Linked DNA regions of Homo sapiens: regions 1 and 3 are each linked to region 2. Evidence: chromatin loops called from intact Hi-C (ENCODE). Cell type or tissue: endothelial cell of umbilical vein. All regions are shown on one strand. Links, peaks and the distances in the headings refer to the core of each region. The heading gives the core; the rest is flanking DNA. Region 1 has its middle 16 kb from the start of MAP7D3. Region 2 has its middle 27 kb from the start of FHL1. Region 3 has its middle 80 kb from the start of SLC9A6.

What was found. Hi-C counts contacts between places; a loop is a spot of excess contacts. Peaks named below come from ENCODE experiments on the same cell type or tissue, not always from the same donor. Only the 100,000 strongest peaks of a DNase experiment are listed, where the experiment ranks them.
Region 1: a loop joins it to region 2, with 6 times the contacts of the local background. A loop is called at or near these places in 47 of 110 quality-filtered maps.
Region 3: a loop joins it to region 2, with 8 times the contacts of the local background. A loop is called at or near these places in 7 of 110 quality-filtered maps.

What each region holds. Positions count from the first base shown.
Region 1 is chrX:136,262,246-136,273,187 of GRCh38, reverse strand. No RefSeq gene overlaps it. Among named protein-coding and RNA genes, the nearest start is that of MAP7D3, 16 kb to the right of the region's middle. In endothelial cell of umbilical vein, for the core only: a CTCF peak has its summit at 4,553 (motif pointing right); a DNase peak (open chromatin) is centred at 4,537; H3K27ac peaks cover 1,141 bases.
Region 2 is chrX:136,164,687-136,175,628 of GRCh38, reverse strand. It overlaps a transcript of FHL1 not described here. Among named protein-coding and RNA genes, the nearest start is that of FHL1, 27 kb to the left of the region's middle. In endothelial cell of umbilical vein, for the core only: a CTCF peak has its summit at 5,342; DNase peaks (open chromatin) are centred at 5,348 and 6,118; H3K27ac peaks cover 1,520 bases.
Region 3 is chrX:136,059,491-136,070,432 of GRCh38, reverse strand. No RefSeq gene overlaps it. Among named protein-coding and RNA genes, the nearest start is that of SLC9A6, 80 kb to the right of the region's middle. In endothelial cell of umbilical vein, for the core only: no CTCF peak of the experiment used is centred there; a DNase peak (open chromatin) is centred at 5,092; H3K27ac peaks cover 1,429 bases; H3K27me3 peaks cover 37 bases.

The DNA of each region.
Region 1 (10,942 bases), core at 906-8,905, 98 kb before region 2:
AAGCGATTCTCACTTGGAGATTCTCGTGCCTCAGCCTCCTGAGTAGCGGGTTTACAGGCACCCGTTTCCAGACCTGGCTAATTTTTGTATTTATAGTAGAGACAGGGTTTCGCCATGTTGGCCAGGCTGGTCTCGAACTCCTGACCTCAAGTGATCCACCCACCTCAGTCTTCCAAAGTGCTGGGATTACAGATGTGAGCCACTGCGCCCAGCATATCACATTTTTTTTTTTTTTTTAGCCCTTGATGATAAAAGCTCCATTCTAGACAAGAGACCAAATTATTACACATTTTCATCCTGCTTTCCTTGAAGACTTCTCATCAGAAATATATGAGAGGTCCAAATACCCTGCAAATTTGCCAGCGTTTCATATGAACAGTTTTGTCTTTGTTTTAGTTGTAGCCATCCTAATAGGTATGCAGTGGTATCTCACTGTGGCTTTAATTTGCATTTCCTGAATGACTAATGATGTTGAGCATCTTTTCATGTGCTTATTTGCCAGCACTATGCTTGGCACATAATAAATGCTCCCTTCCAAGATTTTGGGTGGTTTCTACCCACTGCTTCCCAAATGCATAATTTCAACAGGGGCCATCTAGAGACAAGGATTTTAAGTTGCAGTTGCTTGTTTGGGAAGAAAGGCATGGGGGAGCTAGAGAGAAGAGTAGATCTCCTGAAACTTCTCACGCAGCACACTGTGTAGTGACCACAGACTTCTGGTGGGAATAATTGTCCTAATTCTAGCTGAGTGTAGTGGCTCATGCCTATAATCCCAGCTACTCAGGAGGCTGAGACAGGAGGATTGTTTGAGGCCAGGAGTTTGAGACAAGCCTGGACAACATAGAGAGACCCTGTCTCTGCAAAAAAACTTTAAAGACTACCTAGGTGTGGTGGCACGCACTTGTAGTTCCAGCTACTCTAGAGGCTGAGGCGGGAGGATCACTTGTGCCCAGGAGTTTGAGGCTGCAGTGAGCTATTATTGCACCATTGCACCCCAGCCTGGGCAACAGAGTGACACTCTGTCTCAAAATAAATAAACAAATAAATGGTTTTTTTAATTGCTCTAATTCTAAAAATTCTTTTTAGTACTAGCTTCTTTGAATTACATATACAAACATACACACACACATGCATGCACACACACACGCATGCACACACACATGCATGATCAGAGGCAGTTTTTTAAATTAAATAATTGTTTTTGAGTGAATTGTACAGTAAAGGCAGATAGCTAGATTGTAGGGGAGCTGTAGCAAGTCGCTGAAAACCTGCCCACATGTCCTGCATTATTACAGTTATGATTCATATAAAATGAGATGAGAACATTTACTATCCTTGCAATCTTCCCTTCACACTCTAAAATGAAGTCTCCATCATTTCTCATTTATTTTGCTGTTGTTTTGTTTTGTTTTGATTTTTAATCACCAACTTGATTCTCAAAGCCTGGAACTCAATTACAAAGTTCATTTTGACTTACCAAATATTTACTGGGTACCTAAAACATGCCAAGCACTAGGCTAGAAAACATGGGAGAATTTCATGTTAAGTAAGACATTCTCTCAACCCCTGGAGGGGAACTTGTGGTCTATGTGCCCCTCAGGCTTGTTTCCGGAAACAGCTGAAAATTCTGCTTGTACTCCAGACTTAGTACATGGAGTCTAGGCATGAGGTGAGTCCTCTATTTTTTTTTTAAAAGAACCCTTTTCTCCTTTGATGACCCTCCAAACACAAAGCTTCCTTTAGTTTCCAACTCACTTCCTCTTTTTTAGCAACATTCTCAGCTTGTATTCAACTATTTCCTGTTCACATTTTCTAACTGTCCTGTTAATTATTCTCTGCCTTAAGAAAAACCATAGAGTAACAACATAAAATATTATACTTGATTTAGTATATATTATTTGCCTAAGGAACCAAAAAAATGTCAAAAGAGGGTCGTGAGAGGTCTAGGCATGGTGGCTCATGCTTGTAATCCCAGCGATTTGGGAGGCCACGGTGGGTGGATTACTTGACGCCAAGAGTTCGAGACCAGCCTGGCCAGCATGGTGAAACCCCATCTCTACTAAAAATACAAAAAAAAAAAAAAATAGCCGGGTGTGGTGGTGCATGCCTGTAACCCCAGCTACTTGGGAGGCTGAGGCAGGAGAATTGCTTGAACCCAGGAGGTGGCGTTTGCAGTGAGCCGAGATGGTGCCACTGCACTCCAGTCTGGGCAATAGAGCGAGACTGTCTCAAAAATAAAGGGGGGGGGGGAGGTGAGAGCAAGAGTAAAATCATTGTAGTGCATATTCGGTTCATATTACATAGATATAGAACAGATGATAGATGAATAGATACATACATACATACATACATACATAGATTCTTGTTTAAGGAACCTCTTCATCTAAATTGGTAATTCAGTGAGAGGAAGAGGGGATTGTATTTGACAAACACAAGAAGGAAGTCCATTTATTTCAGTGAATAATTCTGTGCATGCTTGTTTATTACTGAAGAGAATTTTGTGTGTGAGAGAGGAAGGTTTGAATTACTTAACTACACAGTCAATTCTTAATTATCCATGTTAATAGACAGAAGCGATTACTCTGATAATCTGAAACAACAGATAATCAAAAATTCTTCCCCTTAATTAGTCACCTATCCTCCTACAGTTTGTCTCCCGCTCTATCCCCACCCAGAAAACAATTTTCTGTACATTAGGGAAAATGTTTTCCAGAGGTAATCTCTCCCCTTACAGGCAACTAGCCTACCAAGTGATCCATCAGTTTCCTGAGGAGAGGCTGTAATCCTGGAATGCCTATGTGTTAATTTACAACAAAGTCTAGGGATGGCAAGGAGGGAATCTCTTCCTAGAGTTAAAAATATACATGTCCACTAGTTAGAGGATACACTCACCTCCTGCCTCCTGGTATTAGTGCATCTCAGAAGCCAAGCCTTCAGTGAGTATAGGGCAGTGATTAAGAGCTGAGATGGTCAGGGAGAGCTATGTGACCTTGGGCAAACTGCTTTCTGAGCCTCAACTTACTCAGCTATAAAATAGGGGTCATAATAATTATGACTTCATTGGGCTATTGTCAGATATATGAGATAACGACTGGAAAGTCCCTAACACAATGAATGCCCTTGGTGATATCAGCTATTATTATCATCATTATTGTTATTACTTAGGTTGTTGACAGTGCAAAGAGCTATTCCAGGCTGGGCACAGTGGCTCAAGCCTGTAATCCCAGCACTTTGGGAGGCCAAGGCAGGCAGATCACTTGAGGCCAGGAGTTTGAGACCAACCAGCCTGGCCAACATGGTGAAAACCCATCTCTACTAGAAATATTTTAAAAAATTAGCTGGGTATGGTGTCATGCGCCTGTAATCCCAGCTACTTGGGAGGCTGAGGCATGAGCCTCTCACTTGAACCCGGGAGGCAGAGGAGGTTGCAGTGAGCCATAATTGTGCCACTGCACTCAAGCCTGGGCGACAAAACCAGAATCTGTCTCGAAAAAAAAAAAAAGGAATCATTGCAAGAATGGGGGCCATCCAAACTAGGAGCTGTGAGTTTGCTGCAAATGATTAATAATAATAATAAAATATTTTGATTTTTAAAAATACATTCTAGCAGATTCAAGTTATCCTGCAATAAGCTTTGCTTCTCATCTCACTTCTGATATTCTTTCCTAATAGCAGAGGAAACCGTAAGATTAGATCTGGTGCACTGGGAGCCCTGGGCACTCCCTGATGGGTGGGAATGTATCTGATGAAGATTGAGATCTGTTGACTGGGGGGCCTTTATACTCAGCCTGACCTCTCTGAGTCCTGATGAGAGATTTCTTCCCTCATCCCAGTAGAGAGCATCTTCTAGTGCCTGAAGCTCCCAACAGCTTCAGTTTCTCCAGATTTCCAGCCAGACCACCCATTTCTCCCTACCAGAACGACTTGGCTTCCTTATATATGTTCATATCATTGATGGTATCTCCTAATATTGCTCCAGACTGAAGGTGATTTTGCAAATATCTAATCTCATCCATTTTGGGTGGATTTGATCAGACCAGGTTTCAGAGTTCTGAGACTAGTCTTCTGTCAGTCTTGCCTATGTTAACTACCTTTGTGACCTTGGTCAAATCCGTTTTCTTCTGTGCTATGACCCGGGCTGCCTTAGAAATTCTCTGATGATGGTTCCTTCCTGCTCAGACTTAGGGTTCTAGGATTCCAGCTGGGAGAGGGAGAGGATCAGTAGGAAAGGACACAGTGTAAGCAGATGTTTGGAGGAAACCAAAGACTTCCTACTTAACACTTAAAGACCTCCTACTTAAAGACCTCCTCTTTAATAACTCCTACTTAACACTGCCCAGAGTAGCTCTTCTCCTGATCCCATTTTTCTCAACGGAAGAGATATTGGCTTGCATATACTGAAGCAAATGCTGCAATTTTAACATATTAGTGAAATCTCATAAGTTATTAATATTTGGTAAACTGGATGATTTCTGGTCTTTTTCCCTGGGCCTCCACAGAAGGGCCTGACCTTGCATGATAGCCATCTTCCTTTTACTCGCTAGGTGGCAGCAACACTCAGCTTTGCCAAACAGGAAAAAGGGTCCTTATTGTCATTTCTGTGATGATCTCTGCCATCTGTATGTTTGATTTGGGAGCACCTTGATACTTTGCATTTCTATTTTTATTTTTCTGGACAACTAAAGTTTAACTCCAGTTACAAGTAATCACAAATAACTGTAAGGATTTCAGAAAAAGGAATTGAATGTAAAGCCAGGAAACAACCAGCACAGTAACTGATGAATGGATGATGAAATAGAGCTGGAAAGACTTGCCCAAAGTCATACAGGTAGTTAGTGGCAGAGTGAGAACTAGAAGTCTGTCTCAACTCTCAACCCCAACCTCTTGCCCATTTTTTTCTTTTGGGAGGTGAATATACCCAATAGTTTCATGGAGTAACTATGGACCCTGGGGCAGATTCGTTAACCTCTCTAGGCCTCGAGTTCTTTGTCTGTAGTATGGGGATAATGATAGTAGCTACCTCATAGGATTCTATCAGAATTAAATGAAACTATGCCTGCAAGGGGCAGGGAGGCACGTCATACTCAGGCAGGTGTGTCACCCACAGGAATGGGCAGCATACACTGGGATGCCTGATGGCATTTTGGACCACAGCTTTCTTTGAGAGAGTCTCATACAACACTCCGCACATAATTTGCCTTCTTTTTTCCACATACAGGACAGTGCATGCATTTTTAACAAACACATTTAAGCTATATTCCAAAAATAAGAAATGAGAAAGGGGGACTGATGTCCAATGAAAGGATGTCCAAGGCCTCTTTCAATGTTAACAGTCTCTGAATGCAATGTGTCTAACTCCAGGTTTCTCTCTTAGCAGAGGAAGTGGGAGAGAAAGTGCCTCCATCAGTTGCTATCACATTGCCTCAATAACCCACCTATAACAAAGACCTGAGGTAGAATAGTTGGCTTTCCCTGATTATTCTCTGAGTATTCTAGGACAGTCTCTGAGTACCACACCTGGTACTCTGGCTCCCTTAAAATATGCACAAAACCATCATGAACAGAAACATCAATACAAGTGAGTCTCATACAGGTAAGCATTGCATTTGCAAATATCGCAGTGTAATCATAATCAGGATCCATTCTCAGAAATTTTTTTTTTTTTTTTTTGAGACAGAGTCTCACTCTGGCACCCAGGCTAGAAAACAGTGGCGCCATCTCGGCTTACTGCAAACTCCACCTCCCGGGTTGAAGTAATTCTCCTGCCTCAGCCTCCCAAGTAGCTGAGACTACAGGTGCGCACCACCAGGGCATGCTAATTTTTGTATTTTTAGTAGAGATGGGGTTTCGCCACATTGGACAGGCTGTTCTCGAACTCCTGACCTCAAGTAATCTGCCCACCTCGGCCTCCCAAAGTGCTGGGATTACAGGTGTGAGCCACCATGCCCAGCCATCAGAAATTATTCTTAGGACCAAAGCTACTGAGTATCTCCAGAAAGCCTAGGGCTGAGCCGGTTTTGTGGCTGGTAGAGTCCTACAGAATCACTGTAGCTAAATTAAATCCAAGTGATCTCAATGCCTTTCAGTTACAAAGTGCATATGTTATTTGTGTAATGTTTTGTTCATTTTTTACAAGGCACTTTGGGAGTATTTTTAATCTCATTTGATCCTTAAAACAACACTGGAGTTAGTGTGGCAGGTTGTAAGTCACCATCTCATAAATGAGAAGAATATGAGAGGCAGAACAAGATCAAGTACAAAGGCCTTCAAATCAGACAGACTTGAGTTCATATCATAGCTCTGGTACTTCCCAGCTGTGTGACTCCAAGCAAGTTAAATGGTCTTTCTAAGCCTCAGTTTCCTCCTCTGCAAAAAGGGGCTAATAGAGTTCGCTCCAGGGGTTGTTCTGAGGATTAAATAAGATAGTGAATGGAGGCAAAGGGTCTTGATATTTTTTTAATTACTTATTATAATTAAATCATTGACTATTTGTAACAGAAGTCAGGACAGGCACCCCAAATCCAGTGGGCTAAATGTTCAAATTCAAGGATATGGATTCACAGATCCAGAGTCAGACTTTTCTCGCTAAAAAAAAAAAAAAAAAAAGACAGTCTTTTCTTATTAGCTAATCTTTGATACCAAAATCACCTTTTTGTCCATGAATTTGTGTATCTCCAATGTTTGATTTGGCGAAGGACTTTTCATGTTCCCACTTCTGTGTGTGGGTTTTGTGAGATTTTGCCTAGTATTGATATGCAGAAACTGTTTGTCCTGTTGTGTATCAGCATGGCCATTTCTGCTCCAAGATTCTGCACAGAAAGAGTAAGTTAGAAAAAGGCCAGGAAGGCCAGGCACGGTGACTCATGCCTGTAATCCTAGCACGTTGGGAGGCCGAGACGGGTGGATCATCTGAGGTCAGGAGTTCAAGACCAGCCTGGCCAACATGGTGAAACCCCATGTCTACTAAAAATACAAAAATTAGCCAGGTGTGGTGGTGTGTGCCTGTCATCCCAGCTACCTGGGAGGCTGAGGCATGATCCTCTCTGTTGAACCCAGGAGGCAGAGGCTGCAGTGACCTGAGATCCTACCAAGGCACTTCAGCCTGGGCAACAGAGCAAGACTTTGCAAAAAAAAAAAAAAAGACAGAAAGAAAAGGCCAGGAAAGCACTAACAGTGCAGAAGACAGGGTGGGGTAAGTAGGGGTGGGGAAGGAAGTTTCAGCCAAGAATTCTCAAGTTGCTTTTCTATGCCTGGAGAGAAGAGTTAAACCACGTTTTTTTCCCAATAGTATAGACTCGATGGGGTGCAGTGGCTCAGGCCTGTAATCCCAGAGCTTTAGGGAGCTGAATCAGGAGAATCACTTGAGGCCAAGAGTTCAAGGCTGCAGTGAGCTATGATTGTGCCACTGCACCTCCAGCCTGGGCAACAGAGTGAGACCCCGTCTTTTAAAAATAAAAAATAATATTGTCTCCCCATCACTGATGACATGCAGACACACTGAACTGGTGGTATTTCTCTGGAGAGCAATTTGGTTTGAAAGCTCTTTATACCTCTGCCCCCATTGCTGAGACCACATTCCGAAGAAACAATCCCCAAAGGAACAAGGGGATAGAAGGTGAAAAACTGTGTAAGATCATTCCAAGCCCAGCTGTTTATAATGGTGAAAAACTGAAAACAATCCAAATGTTCAATAATGGTAGAATGTCTTAAAAATGTAGTCTATCGACCAGATGGAATGCTATTTAGGCATTAAAGTGGTAAGTATGTGGTAAGTTAAGTGAAAAAGGCAGATCACAACATGGTATGGACATAAACATTATAACTATGTAAACCTGATATGTAGACATTAATATAAAGGAAAGAGGCCGGGCGTGGTGGCTCACGCCTGTAATCCCAGCACTTTGGGATGCCGAGGCCAGCAGATCACCTGAGGTCAGGAGTTCCAGACCAGCCTAGCCAACATGGTGAAACCTCGTCTCTACTAAAAATACAAAAATTAGCCGGGCGTGGTGGCAGATGCCTGTAATCCCAGCTACTCGGGAGGCTGAGGCAGGAGAGTCACTTGAACCCAGGAGACAGAGCTTGCAGTGAGATGAGATCACGCCACTACACTCCAGCCTGGGAGACAAGAACGAGACTCTGTCTCAAAAATATATATGTGTGTAAAGGAAAGAAAACGTGTGTAGTGTAGGGAACGAGCTACTGTGCATGCCACTTTATAAATATTATCTCATTTAATTCTCATAGCAACTAATCATTTTGTTCTTTTTTTTTTTTTTTTTTGATACAAGTTCTTGCCCTGTCACCCAGGCTGGAGTTCAGTGGCACGATCTCGGCTCACTGCAACCTCCACCTCCCAGGCTCAAGTGATTCTCCTGCCTCAGCTTTTGAGTATCTGGGACTACCAGGCATGTGCCACAGCATCTGGCTAATTTTTGTATTTTTTTTTTGTAGAGATTGGATTTCACCATGTTGCCCAGTCTGGTCTCGAACTCCTGAGCTCTGGTTATCCACCCACTTCGACCTCCCAAAGTGCTGGGATTACAGACGTGACCCACTGTGCCCGGCCACCATTTTGTTCATTTCTATACACACAAAAAAGCTGCTGGGGATGACTGCAGTGTCTCACACCTATAATCCCAGCACTTTGAGAGGCCAAGGCAGGCGGATCACTTGATATCTGGAGTTCGAGACCAGCCTGGCCAATATGGCGAAACCCTGTACCTACTAAAAATACAAAATTTAGCCTGGCATGGTGGTGTGCACCTGTACATTCCTACTGCACTCCAGCCAGGGCGACAAAGGGAGATGTCATCTTAAAAAAAAAAAAAAAAAAAAACACCCTGCTGGGATTATCATTTGCATTGTGAAAAATGGGACTTTAAAATGGGTGGCTCTCTGGCCGGGCATGGTAGCTCATGCCTGTAATCCCAGCACTTTGGGAGGCCGAGGTGGGTGGATCGCTTGACATCAGGAGTTCGAGACCAGTCTGGCCAACATGGCGAAACACCACCTCTACTAAAAATACAAAAAGTTAGTTGGGCGTGGTGGCGGGCGCCTGTAATCCCAGCTACTCAGGAGCCTGAGGCAGGAGAATCACTTGAATCCAGGACGCAGAGGTTTCAATGAGCCGAAATCTCACCACTGCATTCCAGCCTGGGCGACAGAGCGACACTCCGTCTCAACAAAATAAATACATAAAATAAAATAAAATAAAATAAAATGAGTGGCTCTGCCATTTACAAGAAGTGTGACTTTGGACAAGTCACTTTCTAAATCGCTTCCTTCATAAAATGAGGAGGAAGCTAATTAAATATTAAATCTGAGTGTCTTTGAACTATCAAATGTGTCATAATTTTAGTTTTTATGTCTCTGGTGTTCCTGAGAATCACAGTTTAAAATGCCTACCATGAAGTGAGTGTCCATTAACATGTTTTGAAAAGTATGGTGCAAGGCCCGGCGCAGTGGCTCACGCCTGTAATCCCAGTACTTTGGCAGGCTGAGGTGGGTGAATCACCTGAGATCAGGAGTTCCAGACCAGCCTGACCAACATGGTGAAATCCCGTCTCTACAAAAAATACAAAAAATTAGCCAGGCATGGTGGCAGGTGCCTGTAATCCCAGCTACTCAGGAGGCTGAGGCACGAGAATCACTTGAACCCAGGAGGTGGAGGTTGCAGTGAGCTGAGATCGGGCCATTGCACTCCAGCCTGGGAGACAAAAGTGAAACTCCGTCTCAAAAAGAAAGAAAGAAAGGAAGGAAGGAAGGAAGGAAGGAAGGAAGGAAGGAAGGAAAGAAGGAAGGGAGGGAAGGAAGGAAAGTATGGTGCAAAAAGGCCACCAGAGAAAAAGATAACTGACTTTCCTATCTTAAAGCAATACACGATTCAAAATATTCTATTAATGTCATTCATATTTTCATAAACTTTGGTGACTGGAATAAAAGTGCTTCCTTTCTACCATACCCAGAGAATTGGCAGAGATGGAGGTGGGGGTGGAATAACATACCCAGAAAGAATTGGAAATTATGCACAGACAGTTTAAGTGAAAAATGTGGAAATTCTGGCTCGAACCAGCATTGTTTTCAACTAGCATTCAAATAACTTTGTCATCTAGGAGGCACTATTTCCCCCAACCACAAGCTGTCCTGAAGCGGGGGAAGGAGGAGTGTGTTAAGCCACGTGATTGGGGTTAACCCCTCCTGAACCTGATGCTCTTCAAGGTCCACATGCCTCCCTCTTTGCCATAAACTGCCATGACTATGGTCTTCCGGCTTAGATTCTCATGAGATGCTGCTTCAGTTTTTGCCTTACTCTTTGTTGTTTTTTTTGTTTGTTTGTTTGTTTGTTTTTGAGACACGGTCTCGCTCTGTCACCCAGGCTGGAGTGCAGGGGCACCGTCTCGGCTCACTGCAACCTCAGCCTCCCAGGTTCAAGTGACTCTCCTGCCTCAGCATCCTGAGTTACTGGGATTACAGGCATGCGCCACCACTCTTGGCTAATTTTTGTATTTTTAGTAGAGACGGTGTCTCACCATGTTGGCCAGGCTGGTCTCAAACTCCTAGCCTCAAGCAATCTGCCTGCCTCGACCTCCCAAAGTGCTGGGATTACTGGCATCAGCCACCGCGCCCGGCCTGCCTTACTCTTGATAGATGTTTTCTCTTCTTGCAAGATCACTCTTCCAGTAAGGCTGTTTCCACTTGTAAGAAATGAGGGGAGAGTTCAAGCACTGTAGTAGCTGCAGTCTGTTGAGACTATATTTGTTCCTGCCTTCTGGCTTCTTCCATCAGGAGACAAGCTTGGGGGAGGGGGAGGGGTGTCTGCAACTGGACAACGTTTTATCAGCACCTCAAGGGAATAGACCCTACCTTGTCTTCTTCTGAAACAGGCCTTCTCCCCCACAACAGCTGAGGAAGGTAGGGGAAGGGGCAGGGCAGGAACACA
Region 2 (10,942 bases), core at 938-8,937:
ATCATAATCTACTCAATCAAAACTATTTATTGAATAAATGAACTATTTTTTTCACATTAGACATTTAAATTCTTTCTTTTTGTCCTCACAAATAACACTGTGATGAATGCTTACACAGCTTTTTTTCTTTTCTTAGAATAATTTGTTTCTCAGAACACATTTCCCAAAGTATGATTACTAGATTAAAGGGTACCAATCTTTGTGCCTTTAGGCATATATTGCCAAACAATGTTCCAAAAGGCTTTGTACCAACTTACTTTGCTACCAGCAGTGAATAAGTGCATATCCATTTCAAGTTAACCATATTAACATTGTGTTTTCTTTTTGTAATTCTGCTAACTTAGTAAAAGTGTGCCTTGCTGACGTTCAAATATGCTTATCTTTGCATACCAGTGAGGCTGAGTGTTTTCCATGCATTTCTTTACATTGTGATATAACTTGAGTGTCTTTTACCCATCTATCAATTGGATAATTCATTCAGCCAACAGTTAGGAAGCACCTACCACGTGCTAGGCCTGTGCGCACCTTTCTTACAATCTGTATGAGGTCTGTGCATGATATAGAAATTATGTATCTTGTCATCTGTGCCACAGATTTTTCCTGGTGTGCTTTTTCATTTTAATTATACTTTTCAATATAGGACTGTATATATTTGAAACTGTTGATTTCTTTCTTTCCAACTTTTTAAAATCATTTTATAGCTTACAAGGTTATCATATAACCAGGGATTTGATAATTATCCTATTTTCTGTGGTCTGATTTACAAGTTTGCTAACAGCCCCATATTTTCCTAAAATTAAAAGCTCTAATCCCTACATTTCATGATTCCTGAGCATATCTAGCTTTTTTTTTACCAGAAGCACTTAATTTAAAACAAATTTTAAAATCAGAGTTAGATTTATCTTTCCCATGTGCTATACTGTATTGAAAATAATTGATTTTTCATCTCCTCTGCTCCAACTCAAAGTAGATCCAGATTTATCTGGGAAGATTCAACCCAAAATACCCTGGTTCGTATCTCTTTTTCTTTCTCAGGCTAGAGAAAAGTGAATGTTCTAAACATTAGCACCATCACTGCCTGACTGATTTTTCTTAGGATTGCTTTTAGAGTCCCCTTGCTACTCAAAGAGAGGGAGGTCCTCAGATCAGCAGTGGTATAACCTGGCGCTTGTTGGAAATGCAGGATCTCAGGCCCTACTCTAGACCTGCTGCATCAGAATCTGCACATTAAAGTGTGAGAAGCACCAAAGTAGACTACAGGAATCTGCCAGAATAAAATAAATCACCCGTACCTGTCGATGTATCCTTTTCTTAATCAGGTACCATCATCAGAAAGTAACCTTCCTCTGAAATGTTTGCCCTCAACCCTTTTAAAGCACCTCCTTAATATGACTGTCACCCTATGTCGTGCCCCTGAAAATTAGCAAGCTGATATCTTGAGAAAAAGGATGACCTTAAGTTTGCAACCTCAATTTTATCTAGACCTGGGATTGAAAACTCACATGTCTATAGGGGTTAAACATTCAGATAATGGCAACCAACCCTTGTCCTTAGTGTCAAGGAGATTACAGATACTGCCAGAGACTGTGGCAAACTTCAGAGTTCATGCTCTAGCTAAAGAAACAGCAGCTGGCTAGGTGCGGGGGCTCACGCCTGTAATCCTAGCACTTTGGGAGGCCGAAGTGGGCGGATCACAAGGTCAGGAGATCCAGACTATTCTGGCTAACATGGTGAAACCCCGTCTCTACTAAAAAATACAAAAAATTAGCCGGGCGTGGTGCGGGCACCTATAGTCCCAGCTACTGGGGAGGCTGAGGCAGGAGAATGGCGTGAACCTGGGAGGCAGAGCTTATAATGAGCGGAGATCACGCCACTGCACTCCAGCCTGGGTGACAGAGCGAGACTCCATCTCAGGAAAAAAAAAAAAAAAAAGAAAAGAAACAGCAGCCATTTGGCTCCAGCCTAGTGTAGCCAAACAGGAGTGAGGGCTCAATATTGCCAGATCTTCTGATATTTCAAGAGAAGCTGAAAAATTTGGACTTCAAAAAATATGAAACCTTTCAATTTTTAAATGCTGGCAATTAAAATTTTAAAAGAACACCTCTGTGTGCCAGATCCAGCCCATCAGTTTGAGACCTTGGCTCTAAAGTGATGGTTTCCAAATCCTCTAAGTCTGTGTAACCCATCTGTGCTGATTCTCCTTCTTATTGCTAGTGCACCAAGAAGAGAGGTTACATCAATACAAATGGCACAGATCAAATCACTTTGACTACTGTATTTCAAAATTTTGTGTTTTGTGAATATTAAAAAACTGCCAAATCAATAATGAAAATGACCATATGTCAGTGATACAAATATCTCCTACATGTGAAACACATGTTTAATTAACAATATTGTCACTACTATGGTACAAATACTCAAATTTAGCCCAGTTCACGTATGTGTTAAGAATTATGTGTTCAAGCTTGTGTTCCAAATAATTCTGTAAACTAAAAGGCAGCCAAATGGAATAATTCTAAGTTTCTGAATAATAAAGTTTATCTATGATAAATACTGTATTAAAAGGGGACACACCATCACTTAAAAGAACAAAATAGGCCGGGCATGGTGGCTCACGCCTGTAATCCCAGCACTTTGGGAGGCCAAAGCAGGCGGATCACTTGAGGTAAGGAGTTCGAGACCAGCCTGGCCAACATGGTGAAACCCCGTCTCCACTAAAAATACAAAAATTAGCTAGGCATGGTGGCACGCATCTGTAATCCCAGCTACTTGGGAGGCTGAGGCAGGAGAATCGCTTGAACCTGGGAGGTACAGATTGCAGTGAGCCGAGATTGCACCACTGCACTCCAGCCTGGGCGACAGAGTGAGACTCCGTCTCAAAAAAAATAAAAAATAAAAGAACAAGATATCCTCATGTGGAAACAGCAAAGCCCATTTTACTAAACTATTCAATTATTCCAAACAAACGTTTTAAAAATAGAGTGTGAAACGCACAGTTTACATTTATTTTCATTTTAGGGCCTTCGGGTCCCAGGGACAGCTGCATCCATGGCAATTACTGAATACTTTATTTGCACATGCTTATATGGAAGTGGCATAAATCATAGGCTCAAAGAATAGAGTAGAGATGGGGACTTGGAACTGTACCCCTGCATCCATACCTGTCTACTGAATACTGGGCAATGTAATTGAGAAAAGCAAAGCAATTTTCAGTTTCCTTGTCTGCAAAAGAGAAAATAATCTAGGCATGTCCCACCCTTGAAGAATATCAAACCCAAAAGGTATTTTTTTGTTGTTTTTGTGCTCACCACTACATTCCTGCCCTGGCCCATAGTAGGGCTGAATGAATGAATAAAAGAAAGGAAGAAAGAACACCAGATGCAGTTGTGTAATCCTATATATTTCTGTTACATGGAAACAGAATTTAACAGATTTGGCCGGGCGCAGTGGCTCACGCCTGTAATCCCAGCACTTTGGGAGGCCAAGGAGGGCGGATCGCTTGAGGCCAGGAGTTTGAGACCAGCCTAGCCAACATGATGAAACCCTGTCTCTACTAAAATTACAAAAATTAGCCAGGCATGTTGATGTAGAGACGCTTGTAATCCCAGGTATTTGGGAGGCTGAGGCAGGAGAATTGCTTGAACCTGGGAGACGGAGGTTGCACTGAGCCAGATCGCACCACTGCACTTGCACCACTGCACTCCAGCCTGAGCGACAAAGCAAGACTCCATAAAAAAAAATAAATCAATAAAAAATTTAAAAAAATAAAAAAAACAGAATTTAGCAGATTCTATTCAACTGACACACCTGAGAAACTCAGTGCTTTAAAAGAAAACCCAAGGATACCAAGTTTTGGTCAATGTAAAGATGTCACTGGGGTGTGCTTGGTATCATAAAACCACTTGAAATGTGTGCTTGAAAAACTTCGATTTAAATGTTCCACTTTAAGAACACAGCCCTTTTACACATGGTTTCTATCAAAGTTTTCTGCTGATGAAGCTGATTGAATTTGCAGATTGCTATGGAATTACTAAGGGCAAACAATGCATATGCATAGTCAGGTCTCACCTAGCTGGCATTTCCAGCTGATGAGAGGATGTCTTTGTATCTCCTTAAAGAATCTTTATATCTTTCTCTCTCCCTTCTTTATATCTCCTTAAAGAATCTAGCCTCTTCTGTGGGAAAATAAAAATAAGAGCTGGGAAAGGGCACAGAGCTAAAATCTCTGCTCTTTCAATAGGGTTCACCCTTAGAGGAGGGTGACAGAGAGTCACAGCCTCCTACTTGAGCCAAAGCAGTTCAGCTTTGGTTTTCTCTATTGGGGTTAGATCTAAAGATTTGTATTTTTTGAAGATAGGTTTCTATCATTTTTTTTAAGTTTGAAAACAACCATTATAGGTAAAGGCTATGAATGAGAGCTATGGCAGGATTTAGACCCAGAAATGAAGATTCCATCTCCAGCAGCAGAGGGAAGCTGCTGAAAGCTTGTATCACCGAGCTTGCTTCAAGCCCGAGGGCCTTGGAAGGACTTCCGACTACCACCATAATTGATGAAATGGATAAAATTCAGGTTTAGCATTTCTAAAAGTTTGTCCTATGCTTTTTACTCTTTAAGGTTTAATACATTTAGGTATTTGAAGATATATATTTTAAAACCTGGGGAGAATTCTGTAGCAAGTAGACATAACAAAGGCAATTCTTGTCACCTGCTGAGCATGTACCCTAACTGAAATCTAAGTACCTACACTGACCATGTGGCTGCATGCAGGGGTGGGCAGGGTGAAGGTGAAGGCAAAAACGCAGCAACCTTTTGAGGGATGAAATGGCAAAGCCTGACAGGTATGGTGCTGGCAAAGGTTACATTCCCTCTTGTGAGCGCACAGAGACCGGGGCACCAAAAAGGAGGGACCATTACTGTATCGTGCCTGGATGAGCCTTCTCTTAGATTCCTTCATTATTTTCAAAGGTCAATGTCCCTCTCTCAAAGAGAAAATTGAGGAACCCTGAGTCATCACAGAGTATAAACAAGCCACTGTGGCTAAATGAAGAGGACAGAGAACGCTTATCCAGTATAAGCATTCTTACACTGGCTTCCCACAGGTTGTTCTGAACTTGAGGGCAAATCAGAAGAAAATCTCCTGGACCCTATTAATGTCACCGAGCAGAAGCACTCTTTGGCCTTCTATCACCAGATTTTGCAATGCCAGTCCTGCACCTTGGCTCCTTCCACCCAGGGAGAAAGATTCCTAATAGCTGATCAGGTCAGCCTAACCTTCTCGTGGCTGGCAGCAGGAGTCTCCTCTGTCCCATCCCAGCATTTGCTCCATGCAGCTTTCCTGCTCCCTACTGTTCGTGCAACGACATGAGCAGATCTTTACTTTAAAGCAGACATTCAAATAGTTCTGTTGTGCCTGGCAAATTCCCTTTTCATATGCCCAAGTTGAAAGCAAATGAGATTTTCCCTTGAAAAGACATTGCCCCCGAGAGCTAATATTTAGGGTAAGCAGTGACATTGGTTGAGTCAATTAAAATGAACCTTCTGAAACCTCCTGGTACAAATAAAGCCCTTTGTACAATGCCGCCCCTAATACCACAACTTAGAAGGTTGGAGATCAGTGTAAGAATTTGTGGCAATTAGTAAAACTTACCTCACGCTGGATGTGTGGCAGATAGGATGTATTCGGCAAAGGCTGGATATGGTTGAAAACAACTTCCAAGGTGCCTAAGTTAGGGAAAAAAATGAGAATCAAGAGGCAAAGTTACCTTTTTAGAAGCAAAGTTCTGAATTCTAAAAAAATAAAGTCAACTTCCTATGAAATGGCTCATGGTAACACATTCTACTTTGTATTTACAACCCTTAGAGTTAAAGGAAAACTGCCAAGATGTTCTGCATACTTCTCCAAATGTCTGTTTATCATATAACATGAGCACTGGCAGTGGATCTGGCTCCCTCATTATCAAGCCGTATTAGCTCAAACACTCAGCATTGTTAGGGGAGTGAGCTCATGGCCTATTTCAGTTTTAAATTAACATTTGGCAATCACCCGGGTAATCAAAACAAATGACTCAGTCGTTTAGAATAGATTTATTAGTTGAGCCTTTTTTTTTCTCTCTCTCTCTTTTAACATCTTTAGAATATTTTGCCACAGGAGGGCTCTGATCCAGCCAGAATGTAGAGCACAAGTCACTAGAGGAATATTTAGAGGGGTTGCCATGGAGACGAGGTGCCCTGTGACCGCTGAAGTTATCTCCAATCAACAGCAGGATTAGGATGCAGACTAGCGGGCAGGCTCATCCCAGGACGAGGGTTCTGCAGCACTAGGAAACAGGTGTGCCTTGTGCCGTTCCCAACCCTGACACAAATATGGCCCGCTACGACATGCTGCCCTCCTCAAGCCCGTGCGACCTCCCCACAGGCCCATTCGCATCACTGCCTTCCTCCCCCAATCCCTCGACCTTTATTCAGAAAGGACTGGCTGGGGCAAAGGAGAAAGGGAGTGTGATCACTGTATTATCCTAAAAGTGTGAAATCCTAGAATTCACACCAAATGCCGCTTTTAGATCAACTATGAAAATGTACATGAGCGAATGAAATCTGAGGAAAAGACAGTGCCTTGGGCGGGGGACCCAGTCTGTTTTTTCACTACTCTGCCCCAACACCCAGGTCAGTGCCTGTAACACAGGAAGCTCTCAAGAAGTATAGATGGAAACAGGGCAAAAATAAACCAAGGATTACAACCAGGTGTGTAACCACCCCTCCCACCCTATGCTCAAACCATTTCCAGGCTGATCGTCACACAGGCAGTGGATATAAATGGAAAAACTGTTAATGTGCTGGTAAATAAACAGCTGAGACTGTTGGTTCACTAGGCTAATGAGTTCATCTCTTTAGAGATCCTGACGACGATTGTCAGGATCGTTGTCAGGAAGAAAAGGCTGAAGATAATGCTTCCCAACTCAAAATGGATGAATCTGCTGACTATAGGGACAGGGTTCTTGTTTGCCAGGCCAAAAGCCTGGAGGAAGACAAATTTTGTGCCCATGGTGAAGCGCTAACATTTGAAAGCAAATGTTTTAAAGTGACTTAATTCAAAGGAACATCTTCCAGTCTTCCTCCCACCTGTACTTAAGTAGAGACAGTATCTTCATATTCTATCATATGAATCTGGATTGTTTCATGTTAGGTTTTCTTTGTCCGGTAAAATGTTAAGTATCTTGGTGTCAGGAAGAAATATTTCTTATTTCATTTCTATCTCCTAGTATTTAGCATGGTATGTTTACACCAAAGGCTTTACTCCATCTCATCTCCCACCACCACACTCCACTCATATAGAACTCACTGCTTCTAGAAGATTCCACACCCTTTCGTGCAGCTACAGGAGGAATGCAGCAGGGCACAGCTCTTCACAGCAGGGGCACCAGAGTCAGACTGCCTGAGCTCAAATACCGGCTCCGCCTCATATTAGCTGTCCAGCCTCTATGAGCATCATAATGGCCACCTACCTCATAGAGGTAAGGACGTACGTCCATGTAAAGCATTTAGCAGGGCCTCCCCCACACAAGGTACCCATTGAATGTTAAATACATACTTACTACTATTATTACAGCAGGCAAAAAGTCAAACTGTTATCAAACGTGGATAATGATTTCACATGCCACCACAAACGCCTGATACCAAATATACCTCTCTTTCGATTCAATCCAACTGAAGCGTCAAACCTGAATCTGTCACACACTAGTCTTATCATATTTCATCTAATTCACCCTTCTGGAATTGATGTTTCCTAGAGATGGGTACAATTCATACCGATTCTACTTGACGGAATCCGGTTCTCTTTTTCAAGAACCGGAATCACTTCCTTCCTAAGATTCCCACCTTGCCAATAGCTTCCCTGCCATCTCTCTGTCTGTTCCTCACCTCTGCACATTCCAGCTTGGAAGGGCTACAGGTGGGGAAAGGACAGGGAAAGTGTCTTCTAGTAACCAGACTGGGACTCTGGCTATTCTTTCCAGAAAACATTTTCATATTCTATCATATGAATCTGGACTGGTTCATGTTAGGTTTTGTTAGTCCTGTAAGATGTTAAATATCTTGGTGGCAGGGGCAAAGAAATGTCTTATTTTGGCTGGGTGTGGTGGCTGGCACCTGTAATCCCAGCACTTTGGGAGGCTGCGGTGGGTGGATCACGAGGTCATGAGATCAAGACCATCCTGGCCAACATGATGAAACCCCGTCTCTACCAAAAAAATACAAAAATTAGCCGGCGTGGTGGCGTGTGTCTGTAGTCCCAGGTACTCAGGAGGCTGAGGCAGGAGAATTGCTTGAACCTGGAAGGTGGAGGTTGCGGTGATCTGAGATCGCACCACTGCACTCCAGCCTGAGCGACAGAGCAAGACTCCATCTCAAAAAACAAAACAAAAAAATCTCTCATTTCGTTTCTATCTCCCAGTACTTAGCATGGTATGTTTACACAAAAGGCTTTACTCCATCTATTCTCCCACCACCACACTCCACTCATATAGAACTCACTGTTTCTAGAAGATTCCACACCCTTTCGTGCAGCTACAGGAGGAATGCAGCAGGGCACAGCTCTTCACAGCAGGGGCACCAGAGTCAGACTGCCTGAGCCCAAATACAGGCTCCGCCTCATATTAGCTGTCCAGCCTCTATGAGCATCATAATGGCCACCTACCTCATAGAGGTAAGGAGGTACGTCCATGCAAAGCATTTAGCAGTGCCTCCCCCACACAAGGTACGCATTGAATGTTAAATACATACTTACTACTATTATTATAGCAGGCAAAGAGTCAAACTGTTATCAAACGTGGATAATGATTTCACATGCCGCCACAAACACTTGACACCAAATATACCTTTCTTTCGATTCCATCCACCTTAAGCTTCAAACCTGAATCTGTCACACACTAGTCTTATCATATTTCATCTTACTCACCCTTCTGGAATTGATTTTTCCTAGAGATGAGTACAATTCATACCGATTCTACTTAATGGAATCCGGTTGTCTTTTTCAAGAACCGGAATCACTTCCTTCCTAAGATTCCCACCTTGCCAATGGCTTCCCTGCCATCTCTCTGTCTGCTCCTCACCTCTACATGTTCCGGCTTGGAGGGGGTGGTGGGGAAGGGGCAGGGAAAGTGTCTTCTAGTTACCAGACCAAACCCTGGCTATCCTTTCCAGAAAGTCCTTGCATTTCATGTTCTCTGACACCCTCCAGAGGGCAGAAGAAAGAAAGGCCCAAAGGCTGAGGAGGCAAAGCTCTCACATGGGATTCAACTCAGACTCATGCTGGAGCAGTCTTCGTTCCATAGTTCATGGTTTCACCACCCAGAATTAGTCCACAAAGGAGAAAAATTGACAGTCAGATCTGAACTGCCTTTGTATCTCCATTTCACTTTATCATCTGTACTAGCATGTCCCACTTAACATGAGCTGGGGTCGTGAGGCTGAAGCACTCATGGTGGGTATATTTGTGTGTACTTTTCAATCTGCAGCGTGTAACTGTGTCTCTGACCAGAACATCATATAAATTACGTTGACAACATTGTGCAAGTTAAAGAATAAAAACAAAACAGCACACAAAACACTGGGTAAGATGACAGCAAAGTAATCCAAAATAAAGCTCAAACACTTTAGAGTTAGTCATGCTTTCAAAGAGATCATGATAATCATATCCCACCCTGACAAAATTAATAAGTGAAAATAGACAAACCACATATATTATTCCAGAAAGAAGCCAAGAGTTACTTTTTAGTGACATTTAACACATACAATCACTCTCCAGGTTTAGCAAAAGTATTGTGGTCATGGACACTGCTGACCCTTATCACTACTGACAACCAAGCTTCAATGATCCCCACATCACCAATCAATTGTGTGAATTACGTGGAAAAGAAAATCCAGTGACAACAGCTGTTTGAAAGAACTTAAAAGAAGAGTCAAATCAATCAAAAGAGATGATCCCCCACAGACTCATTGTCTCCTCTCAATTCTTTGAATGTGATTGTCATGGTAACGATTCCTTAATCACAGCCTTCAGAATATTCTCTCCCACCCAAGAAATCAAAGAACAGTGAATTCCAAACATCTTCTTAATTAGGTACACTTGTGATGAGACTGGGTGGCACAGACTTCTCATTTACCTCACTTTTATTCAAATACTTATGCTACTATAGAGGTCAGAAACATCGGCATGTGCACCATTAAAAACACATTTTAAATGTTTACCATAAAAGGCAATGATAAATACAACTGAGGTAGCCACTGGCTCATTTTCTTTAACAAAAGAACTGGTAAACTGGCTCTCATTCGGCAAAATAATTTATTGGAAATAAGCAGTACAGATTAAAGATGCCTCATTTTTAATAATTCCAACATAATTAAGATCTACAACATAACCAAATCTTTAACAGTATATTCATTTAATAAACAAGCAAAAACTGGAAGGATATTACCAGTTATAGAAATATAATAAAGTCCAGTTTTGTGTCCTTATATTTAGTACAGAGTATTATCTGGTGATATCCTCTATATACTCTGGAAGATCATTTATTCTACACGTTTCTATATTTATTTTATATGATACAATCATAATATTCCTCACAATTTGCAAAGAGAGGAATTATCCCTATCCAGTTTGGGAAAAGATGGGTTATATTTTTAAAAGTTATCTACCAGATATACTAAAAATTTCAAGTTATGATTAGTCCAGATTTTTCTGCAGATTTTTGCACTTCTTTCAAAAACTAAAGTGCACACATTTACCAAAGTTGGAGTAGTGAGTCATTTTTAACTTTGCATAGGAATATATGCAACTTTGCATAGGAATATATGCAACCCTGTAAAATACTGAGTCTGCTTTCATAGATTTTCAAATTAGTAAATAAAAGGTGTCTTTCCTTCCAGATGTGGCATGACCTAGAA
Region 3 (10,942 bases), core at 1,937-9,936, 110 kb after region 2:
TCAAGTGATTCTCCTGCCTCAGCCTCCCAAGTAGCTGGGACTATAGGCATGTGCCACCAGGCCTGGCTAATTTTTGTATTTTATTTTTAGTAGAGACAGGGTTTCGCCATTTTGGCCAGGCTGGTCTCGAACTCCTGACCTCAGGTGATCCACCTGCCTTGGCCTCACAAAGTGCTGGGATTATAGGCATGAGCCACCGCGCCCGGCCGAGCCATGGTCTTTTCAAAACATAATTTGGATTATGTCTCTCCCCAGCTTAACACTGTTTAATGGCTTCTCCATTATTGTCAGAACCAGAATCCCAAATCCATAACATGCCCCTGTCTGCTCTCCGGTCTCATATCCCATAACCCCTCCCCTTTCCTGAACTTCTGTGAGCATTTCTTGGTTCCTCAGATATGTGCTGCACTGTGAGTAGTGGCCCTTCACACTTGTGGTCCCTTCTGCTTAGACAGGGGAGCATTTTTCCCTCCACACATCCTCTCCCAGTTGACCTGGCTAACTTCTACTCAGCTTAAATGCCTCTTCCTCCAGGAAGCCTTCTCCGATCCTTACACTCAGCCTTCAGAACCTTTACTCTATGTTTCCAGAGCTTTCTGTCTGCTTTTCCTGTCATAGCATTGATCTAACTGCATTGTAACTGCCTATCTATCCGTCTGTCTTCCTAACTAAATTATTAGCACTGGGGAGAAGGGACGTCTTCCCTCTTTTTGTAAAAATTTAATTTTATTATTATTAGTTTTAGAAAGGGGGTCTCACTCCATTGCCCAGGCTGGAGTGCAGTAGTATGATTATAGCTCACTGCAGCCTCCCAATTACTGGGCTCAAGTGATCCTCCCACCTTAGCCTCCTTGGTAGCTGGGGCTACAGCCATGAGCCATCACACCCAGCTAATTTTTAAATATTTTTTTGGAGATGGAGTGTCTCTATGCTGCCCAGGCTGATCTCAAACTCTTGGCCTCATGTGATCCTCCCACCTTACTCTCCCACGTAGCTGGAATTACCTCTTCTCTTTTGTTCCCCTCTGCATGTCGGGTCTAGCTCATAGCAGGCTCTTTCCATCAGCTCATCCTTATACCTAGAATACTCCTCACCCTCACCTTTGAAAGTCTGGCTACTTATCCTTCAGATTGCTGTTTGAAGTCTGCTCTGCTCATGGATGTTGTCCTGACCATGCTATCTGAGCTAGCCCCCCAGTCACTCTATCACATCACCCTACTTTCATTCTCTGTGTTGCATTTGCCACTCTTGGATCTTTTCCATGTTTGTGTGTTTCTTTTTTGTTTATTGGCTGTTTTCACCAGAAGGAATATACATGCCATAGAAACAGGGCCTTTGTCTGGTTTTGCCCCACATTGTAACACAGCATCTAGGCAAATGCTTGGAATGTGGTAGGATGAGTGTTGGATGAATACATGTTGGATAAGTTGAATGAATGAACTGATAGTGAATGATCAGTCAATCAAACAATCAAAGGTAACCCTCAGAGGAGAGCAGCAATCCTCAAGTGGAAATGGTAAACCAAGTGAGGAGCCTGTGCTGCCCCAGCTGGGATCTAAGATAAGTCATCAGATGTTCCCTAGGGGTGGCCTACATTCTCCCAGCATGCATCACCTCTGGCACTAATTAAAGGAGGACACTAGGGAAGGTTCTTTTTCTACGTTTCCAGATGGGGCAGACTCTTGATATAGGAAGAAAAAACAAATTGCCCCCTATGGCAGGCTGAAGGGAGAGGCTGGCAGACGGCAGCTTTTTAGAAATTTGGGTCGGTGCTGGAGACTTGTTAGTCAGTGACAGGTAAGACCTGGGACACAGATAACACATGGACACATGGACACTCATGAAAAACAGTAGACCATTGGCTAATGATAGAACCCAGGGCAAGGCTGAGCTATCTGGAGGTCTAATGGTCCTTTTGAACAATCTCAGCTTTTCTGGAAGGCAGTGAAGAGGAATGTGGGCTAAGAGTCCCTGCATTGCATCTCTGTCCGGCCTTGAGCTGTCTTCAAACAACCCCCCAACCTCCCCAACTGAGAACAAAGAGCCATCATTTCCACCTCCAGAAGCTTTGCCCACCAGAACGTGTCCAACTTACTAAACAGGGCTCCTTACCCCTGTGAATACTAAGAAGTAAACCGAAACAGAGCCCTTGCCAAGACAACTTCTCCCTCTCTCAGCATCAAAACTGAGGTCCTGTGCCTTCCAGTAAACAGTTCTGAAGTTACCCGCTTTCCTTTTTTAAAATTGCAAGCCGAAAAGCTCTCTAGCAAAGAGTCCCTCCCCCACCCCTCTCTTTCGTGGCGAGCCATGCCAGTTTGGCCATCTCCCAAGGACCAGTGATGCCAGGCATTTTATGAACAAAGCACAAGTTCCTTTGGATGCTGGCTGATTGATGGAAGTCCTGTGGGATTCGACCCTTGGAGGATTCACAGACAAATTACTTGATTATTAAGTACTACCAGAATAGAAATTAAGCTCAAAATAAAAAAACAAACGCCTCAAAGTCCCACTTGCTTGCTATTTACATATTGTTGTAGACAATTAAGCAGACTATGTGTCCTCTGGTCCAAGACACTAGTCTATGTGTGATGTTGCACAAACAATAGAAGACATCATTCCTGTCCTTGGAAAGGTCCAGTGGGACCAAGTCACCATGTGTGCAAAAGGCATATATGTTCATGAAGAAATGTGTAGTACACACATATATGGTGTGACCAGCTCCTCTCTCTGCACCATGAGTGGTCTAAGGGTCTCAGCTTTCTTTTGGGCACCAAGACACAAAGACTGGGCCCCATAATATCAGGACTGGGTCCCACTCCTCTCCCCAGGCGAGAAAGCAGCTCAAGCTTAAATTCTGGTCTCTGAAGGAAAAAAAAAAAACTCAGAACAAAAGAGCCTCTCAACCCAAGCTACCTCTGATTGATCCAGAACTGGGTAGTGAGGTGGGGTGGTGCAAATCCAGGAGAACTGGGGAGGGATTTGCTCTTGTGGCTCCAGCCCTACTCTTCCTTGCTTCTGAGTAATGCACTTGATTATTCTCACTCATGCAAGCACATCGAGTTTAGTGGGAAGTATATACACAAACAGATCTGAGCAAGTCCCCGCTGAGTCCTGCATCTCAGACTCTGGCAGCACAGAAATCAGTGAAGCAACTGTGAGCTCATAAAAATTTAAGACGCTTCGTGTGGGAGACAGTGGCTCTGGATGCAAAGGCGGGGAGGAAAAGAAGTAAGAAATGACCAAAAAAGCTAAAAAGCTGAAAAGCAACTTGTTATCTTTTTGCTTCAGGAGTGACCACACCAATACCCTCATTGTGGAATGGGCTTAAGGAAAATGAGAAAGCAAAAATGTGGAGCAATAAGTAGGCATTTCACGGTTTTCTAAAACCACCAAACTCCACACCGCCTCCACCCCGCAGTCCAGAGCACACTGTGGTCCATGATATGAGCAGGGCCAGTGAATGCTGACATGCCCATCCATAGTATACCACATTCCAGCTCCTAGGGGACTCTTTCCTATCCAAACTTGGCTGTGATAAACGGAACTGAGCAGAGGGCTTCCTCAACCCTCAGCTCATGCCATTATTAGCCAAATGGGTACAATGCACCATGCCATAGCAAAATCCACTAACAGCAGCTGGGAAGAGATGGGGAAATACAAGACAGATGGTAAAGTCCTTTGAAGTATGGATACAGTCCCTAAATAGAGAGGAGAGAGCCACACACTGAACATTTCATTTTGTAAGACATAGAATGGCCCAAATGCTGAAAACATGCACTACAATTCCAAAAGTTGTTTCCAAAGTCTAACTTTGACTCTCAAGTCCTTGGGTGAAGATACCTTGCCTCTGAAGACATCGTATGTTGAGCACTTTTTAAGGAACTAACCTCAGAACATGCAACCAATTCCTTGGAATATCCTTAGTGCTGAATTTGCTGTTGTTTGAAAAAATAAGCCAACATTGATCCATGGCAACTAGGCAGATGTTCCAACAAGGCTGCACTACTTTGGGTCCAAAAAGAAGGTGAAGTGGATTTTCTCAGGTGTCACATAGCTTGGCTCTGAAGAGTACTCCCTGCAATGTCTGGCACACTGGCAGCCACATTGGAATAAGTGTGCAATTTCATTTTTCTTTTCTTTTTTTTTCTTTTTATTTTTTTTAGACAAGAGTCTTGCTCTATCACCCAGGCTGGAGTGCAATAGCGTGATCTCGGCTCACTGCAACCTCCGCCTCCCAGATTCAAGTGATTCCCCTGCCTCAGCCTCCCAAGTAGCTGGGATTACAGGTGTGTGCCACTACTCCCAGCTAATTTTTGTATTTTTAGTAGAGACGGGGTTTCACCATGTTGGCCAGGATGGTCTCGAACTCCTGATCTCAGGTGATCCGCCTGCCTCAGCCTCCAGAAGTGCTGGGATTACAGGTATGAGCCACCGTGCCTAGCCTAAGTGTGTGCAATTTCTTTAGGGAACTTCTTAGAAAGGCAACACATTTAATAAATGTGCAAGTTCTGATGACATTTAATACATACGAAAGCCCCAATATGCTTGCTGAAAATCAACCTTTACCTTTTTTGTTGTATCAGGTGTTTGGGGAAGAGGGGAAAGGAATGGGCGGGTACTCAGTCATGGGATGAGAGCACGCTAAATCCATGTGCCCTCTTCCTAGGGTGTAGGAGGAGAGAGCTTCAGCGCAGGGTTCAGCAAACTTTTTCTGCAAGGGCCAGATAGTAAAAATTTTCAGCTTTGCCTGCCATATGGGGTCTGTTACATAACTTAACTCTGCTATTGCAGTGCAAAAGCAGCCTTAGACAATACTCAAACAAATGAGCATGGCTGAATGCCAATAAAACTTTATTTGCAAAATCAGCTGGGAATGGATTTGCTCTGTGGGCCAGATTTGGTCTGCAGTTCCTAGTCTGCCAACCCCTGCTCTTGTGCAAAGCAGACACTCATTTGCAGACTTCTTGTTTGACATCTCCAAACAACTTGCTGAAAGGTAAAGGGGCAAGCAGAGGTCCCTGAGCTCCCATAATCACTTCTCTTCAACCATTCTCGGTTGAATCCCATGATGTCATTCTGAAATGCAGTGGGTCATTGACAGGGTCACATTACTCAGAGAAAAACAGGATGTTTGACACCTAAAATATTCAGAACAAGCCCAGAGCTCATCTCTGCAAAAATGCTCTTATATAACAGGAAGCAAGAAGAAAGGGAAAGCGGCGACAGGAGGCTGGGAGGGGACAGCCGCTCTTGGAGAAGGCGCACCGGGTTGGGCTCTGACGGCAGGCCTGCTGCCTAGAGAGTACATCTCTGCTTGCAGCTGTCACTTCAGTGGACAGATGACTTCATTTCAGCTCCCCCCCTCCAATAAAGAGGCAATAATCTCTCACTTGGGAGAAATACCATATGGCAGATGCTTTGCAAAGTTGTAAGAAAACAGTATAAAGTACTTAGCGGGGAAATGCCACTTCCAAAAGCATAAAATTTGTCTAGAAAGGGATCAGGCAGTGTCTTTGAAATACCATAGGTTCCCAGAAGATGAAGTTGAAACCAGTGGGATTGGGTAACAAGAGGGGCATTATCAAGGCAAGTTAACACAGACATCTCCTTTCTTGTGTTTACATACCTTTAGTGTGGCTCAAATCCGAAACACTTATTCCCAAAGCTCACCCTGAACTGCCCTTGCTGAAATCTCAATGTCCACTACTCTCTACCTTGTACTTCAGGCTCGAAAATAACAGGTCTTCTTATTCCCCAAAGACCCAGTGGCATGAAGCCTCTGGCATGTGGCTTTGTGTCTCTGGGCATTTGGTCATGCAGGTTTCTTGTTCTGGAAGGGCCCTTCTGGCTCTTCAAAATTTAGCCTCCCTTGGCTGTTTACTGGGCCTCCCAAGTGTGTTCAGCACCCCCTCTTCTGTGCTACCTTGAGATCTTATACATATTTCTTTTGTTGTACCTAGTACATCGTCGAGTCATTTATTTGATTATATGACTTATTTCCTCCACTAGACCCTGAGCTCCTTGCTCTCTGATTTGTCTCTGGATTCCCAAAACCTAGGTAGTGCTGGGCTTATGAGAACAGCCCCATAAACATTTGCAGAATTTGGTGTCCAATAGTGGGGGGAGCCTCACTTGCTCAGCTGATCTCCTTTGGACCAGAGCTATATTTTCCAGGGCAAGCCTAGGTTAGGGTTCCATTTTGAGGTCTCTAGAACAAAATCCCCAGTAGCCTTGGGTTCCTCAGCATGGGGCTCTGGTCAACTGAGTTGCTGGCGCAGTTCTTTCATTAACTCTCTTAACTCAAATGTCTGCACCAAGATTTCCAATCCAATTACGAAGAGTCTCCCAGCCAGCACCTTCTTATCCTTCAGACCTCATCTTAAATGTCTTCTGAGAGACCGTTCCTGATTTCCCAGTCTGGAGTAGCTCTCCCCATTACTGTCTTGGCTTACCACATGACTTGGCATTTAGTAGGCATTCAATAAATACCTGTTGAAAGAGTGAGTGAAGGCATTTTGCAAGGTTTGAGTAAGCTAACGCCCATGGAATGCCTCAGACACATTCATTGCCTATAGACACACAGTAAATGTTTCCTTTATCAACATCTCTTCAGACACACTAATCCCAGGAAGCAACTAGGATAATGAAGCGACATCTCCCCGACTCCAGCACTTACAAAAATGCTTCCTTCCACCTACAGACAAATATAAAGGGAGAAGAATTCCAAAAGGAAGGCAGTTGTCATCTTTGACATACAAATGAAACGTGCTCAAAGTGGACAGCATTTATGTTCCCTTAAAGTGTGGCAAAAGCCAAGTTCCCCACAGCTTGAGCAAACAGGAAGACAAGAAATGTTCACACATAACCTTAAAAGTGGATCCAACCATGCCGCAGAGTGAGGCAAGCCTGGCTTAGGAGATTATGCCCATATAAGGCCCCACAAGCAGCTCCCAGTGGAGGCTGAGATAATTTGGCACCTCTCAGCAAAAACCAATAAGATTTGCCTTTAGGGCTTTGTTCACAAATAACCCCAAGTCGGCTGTCTACATTTTCATCTAAACATTTGATGAAAAACCTAATACCACCCTAAACATTTCAGCCTCAAAGACTCTGAAGGAAGTGCTGGAAATAACTCAAAGGCAGCCATCATCTGAAATGCTCACTCAAGTCTCCCCGGTGGTCTTTCTGAGTTGCTGAGGAAGAGCTGGGATAGGGAGGCAGGGCTCTGGGGACCACCTGAACTCAGAGATGGGCTGAGATCTGTTTCCTTTTCTGTCAGTGACAGTAAAGGGCTAGATAGTAAGCATTTTTCACTTTGCGGGCCATAGGTCTATCACCACTGCTCTACTCTACCACTGTAGTGAAAAAGCCTTAGGCAAGACGTGAATGAATGGGCATGGCTGTGTTCCAATAAAATTTTATTGATGGTCACTGAAATGTGAATTTCATATAATTTTCATGTGTCACAAAATATACTTTTGATTTGTTACAACCACTTAAAAATACAAAAACCAGTCTTAGCTCTCAGGCAGCACAAAAACAGTCAATGGGCTGGACTCGACCTGTGGGCTGCAGCTAGCTAATCCCTGCAGCAGGCAGTAATGTACAGTAATGTGTAGTAACCAGCAAAGAACACAACCTCAGGCCCTTGGGCTCACTTGGATTCTGCAAGTTAACTTCTGCCACTTTCTGGCTATGTGACTTTGAGTAAGTCAGTAAAATCTCTGAGCCTCAGTTTCCCCATCTGTCTGGACCTCCTTGCCACTGCTGGAATGAGCATTAAAAGAGAGAAGCCATCTCATGATGGTGCTTGGCACACATAAACACTCTGTAGATGTTAGCTACTGTTATCTGAAGTTCCCTTTGATTACAGCTGGCATTCTCCCTTCTGATATCCCTAGTGCCTAGCACACTATGTGGCACACAGTAGACACTCATGAATCTTGGTTGAATGAATGAATGAATGAATGAATGAATGAATGAATACATGCTTGAATAAAATCCCATCGAAATGCAGCAACTGACACTTTCACTCTCTAGCTGCCCAGGCTGTCAACTTGCAGCCTCCATCACTTCCAAACTTTTAGTTTTGGCCCAGTGTTGTTGTTGGGTCAGCACTGGGGCAAGTGGTTGGAGTTGCACTTGGTACAATTTCAGATGTGCACATAGTAAGTACTCAATAATTGCTTGAGGAATGAATTAATAGACATCTATTGCCCAAGTGAAGCGATAACTTCAAGTATTTTAATTTCAAAAAGAGAGATACCCCTCCTTTGCACCCAGTCCTAGGGCTCATGATGTTGGGGAAGTGGTGATTAAGATGAGGTGACCTCCCTGAAAGTCCGCCCCGGGGAGGGACAAGGTAATTGTCCAGCACTGCATGTTGGTCTTCTCCTGCTTTCTTCAGCTAGTCCCACAGAGGGACACTGGCCTGCCCACCACCTGCCTCTCTAGGAGACCAAGCTCTTGTACAAACAAACTGTTCAGGGCTTTTTAGAGCCAAATTTCTATCTGCGTACGCATTCTCATCCAGAGGGCCATTGCTCCAGCTGCTAAGGTAAAAAGGGGGTTAGCCAGTGATTTGGGCCCATGTGCTTCATGGGGGGAAGCCATTTATTTTTGTATAAACAGCATATGGTGCTCACCTACCCCTCACAAGGAGGCTGTGGGAATTCCTGGCACACGAGTAATTTTAAGTTTCAAAGTTTTTCTAGGGTCCTGAAAAAAAAAAGCTGCAGAAAACACGGAAAAGGAAATCATCTTGAGTTGGACACGACAGCCCTTGAACCATGAAGAGCATCACGTGCAGATCAGAGGCCCCAGCGAAACTCTCCCTGGAGAAAAGGCCCAGCAAGCCCAAGCCAGGCCGATAGGGGATTGATTTCCCACCCCCGGAAACAGCGCAGGAATCAATGAGTGTGCTGTGATCCAGAGCTGACTGCCGGGAAGCCTTGGCCTTGGCCAATGCTAGGCAGGAGGCTGTGGGCTACGTGAGCACTGACAAGACCCTTAAAGGCTTCCAACTTTCCTCTGGAGGAAGGCTTGACTTGGATCCCACTATAAGTTCTGTCAACCACATCAGAGCAGTTTCACAAAAGCCACTCAGAAAATGGAAAATGTTAAGGACATTTGTGGGAACCAAGAAGGAGCCAGACACAAGTATGGCATCATTTTCCCCACCACCCAAGGAGCCACCATCCCAAGTCTTGAAGAAGCACAAAGGGAAGTCGAGGTCCTCATGCCTGTTGAGCAGGCCCCCGGGAGTCTGCACCTCAGAGCCTGCTTTGGGCCTTGAGACTTCAGTCTGCTTTGAGCCGATGGTGGCACCAGCCATTTCTTATGATTAATCATAGTAATAATCGCCATGACAGCTACCATTGACAGGGTGTTCACTGTAGGCCAGGCACTGTGCTAAGTAGCTGTGTGATCTTGGACCTTCGCTGAACCACTCTGAGCCCCAGTTCCTTCCTTATCGGCAAGAAAGGGATAGCAATGGCACTCAGCTCAGAGAGTTGTTCTGTGGATTCGATGAGGCCATGCTTATAAAGGGCTTAACCCTGTGCCTGGCCCAGATTAGGTGCTTCAACAAGAGACAACCGCTATTATTATTACATGCGGGAAATAGCTGACGATTCAGATCAAAGGGGAAAATGACAATGGCCTTAATTCTGTTGTTGTAATTCTCCCTTTCTCCCTCTCCTTACCTTCTTCTTTCTCAACTTATCCTGTTTTTTATTTTATTTTATTTTATTTTATTTTTTGAGAATGAGTTTCACTCTTGTTGCCCAAGCTGGAGTGCAATGGTGGGATCTCGGCTCACTGCAACCTCCTCCTCCCGGGTTCAAGCAATTCTCCTGCCTCAGCTAGGATTACAGGTGCCCACCACCACACCTGGCTAATTTTTTTTTTTTTTTTTGTATTTTTAGTAGAGAGGAGGTTTCACCATGTTGGCCAGGCTGGTCTCGAACTCCTGACCTCAGGTGAGACACCCGCCTTGGCCTCCCAAAGTGCTAGGATTACAGACGTGAGCTTACCCTGATCTTAAACATAGACTTTCCATTCTCTCCCAGCCCTGTGAAGTGCAGGGAGGGCAAAAGCTTGCATGGCCATGGAGAAGCACGCACGAGCCACTCACAGGTTTGTGTGCCCACCAATGGCAACTCCAAGCAGATCGCCTCTTCTTTCTCCTTGCCAGGTCCGTTTTTGGCACTTTACATCTCCCAGCCAATACGGTTTTGGTCGGCTCCATGGAGCAGTGCATGAGGCATGCCACAGAAACATGAGAAGTAGCTAGTTGGCTATCTTGTCAGGTTGTGTAGCTGTGAGTCAAAAAAATGCCAAAACATTTGAAAGCAGAATTCACCCCTTCTGTGACAGCCACCAGAGTAATGCTCAAAAAGGTATTTTTTCCTCTTCTGTGGGTAAAGCAGAAGAGAAGAAAATGAGTGGCAGTCACTAGTCCAGTAAAGGGAATGTTTGATCTTGGTTTGTTCATTCATTCGCTCCTTTGTTCATCCCTCACATTCTTGGTAGGTTCCTGTATCTACTTTTTGCTGAGCAGTATACCTAACACTGGGGGAAATCAGACGATTGAGACAAGGGTGTCTGAGCCTATGGCTTACTGTCTAGTGGGGGAGATGGATAAAATAAATGAACAATTCTAATGTAGTGAGAGGAGTTCTCTGCAGCTGAGGAGCACAGGGCACTGTCAGTCCCCAGAGGAACCAGCATCGAACTCAACCTGGGAATGTGTTTGTTTCAGTTCACGAAAAAGCCAGCATCCAAATCAAAAAGATGGCCAGGAGTGGAGGCTCTCACCTGTAATCCCTGTAGTTTGGGAGACCAAGGCAGGAGGATTGCTTGAGCCCAAAAGTTTGAAACCAGCCTGGGCAATATAGCAAGACCCTTTGCCTACAAAACAATTTTAAAAAATAAAAGATGG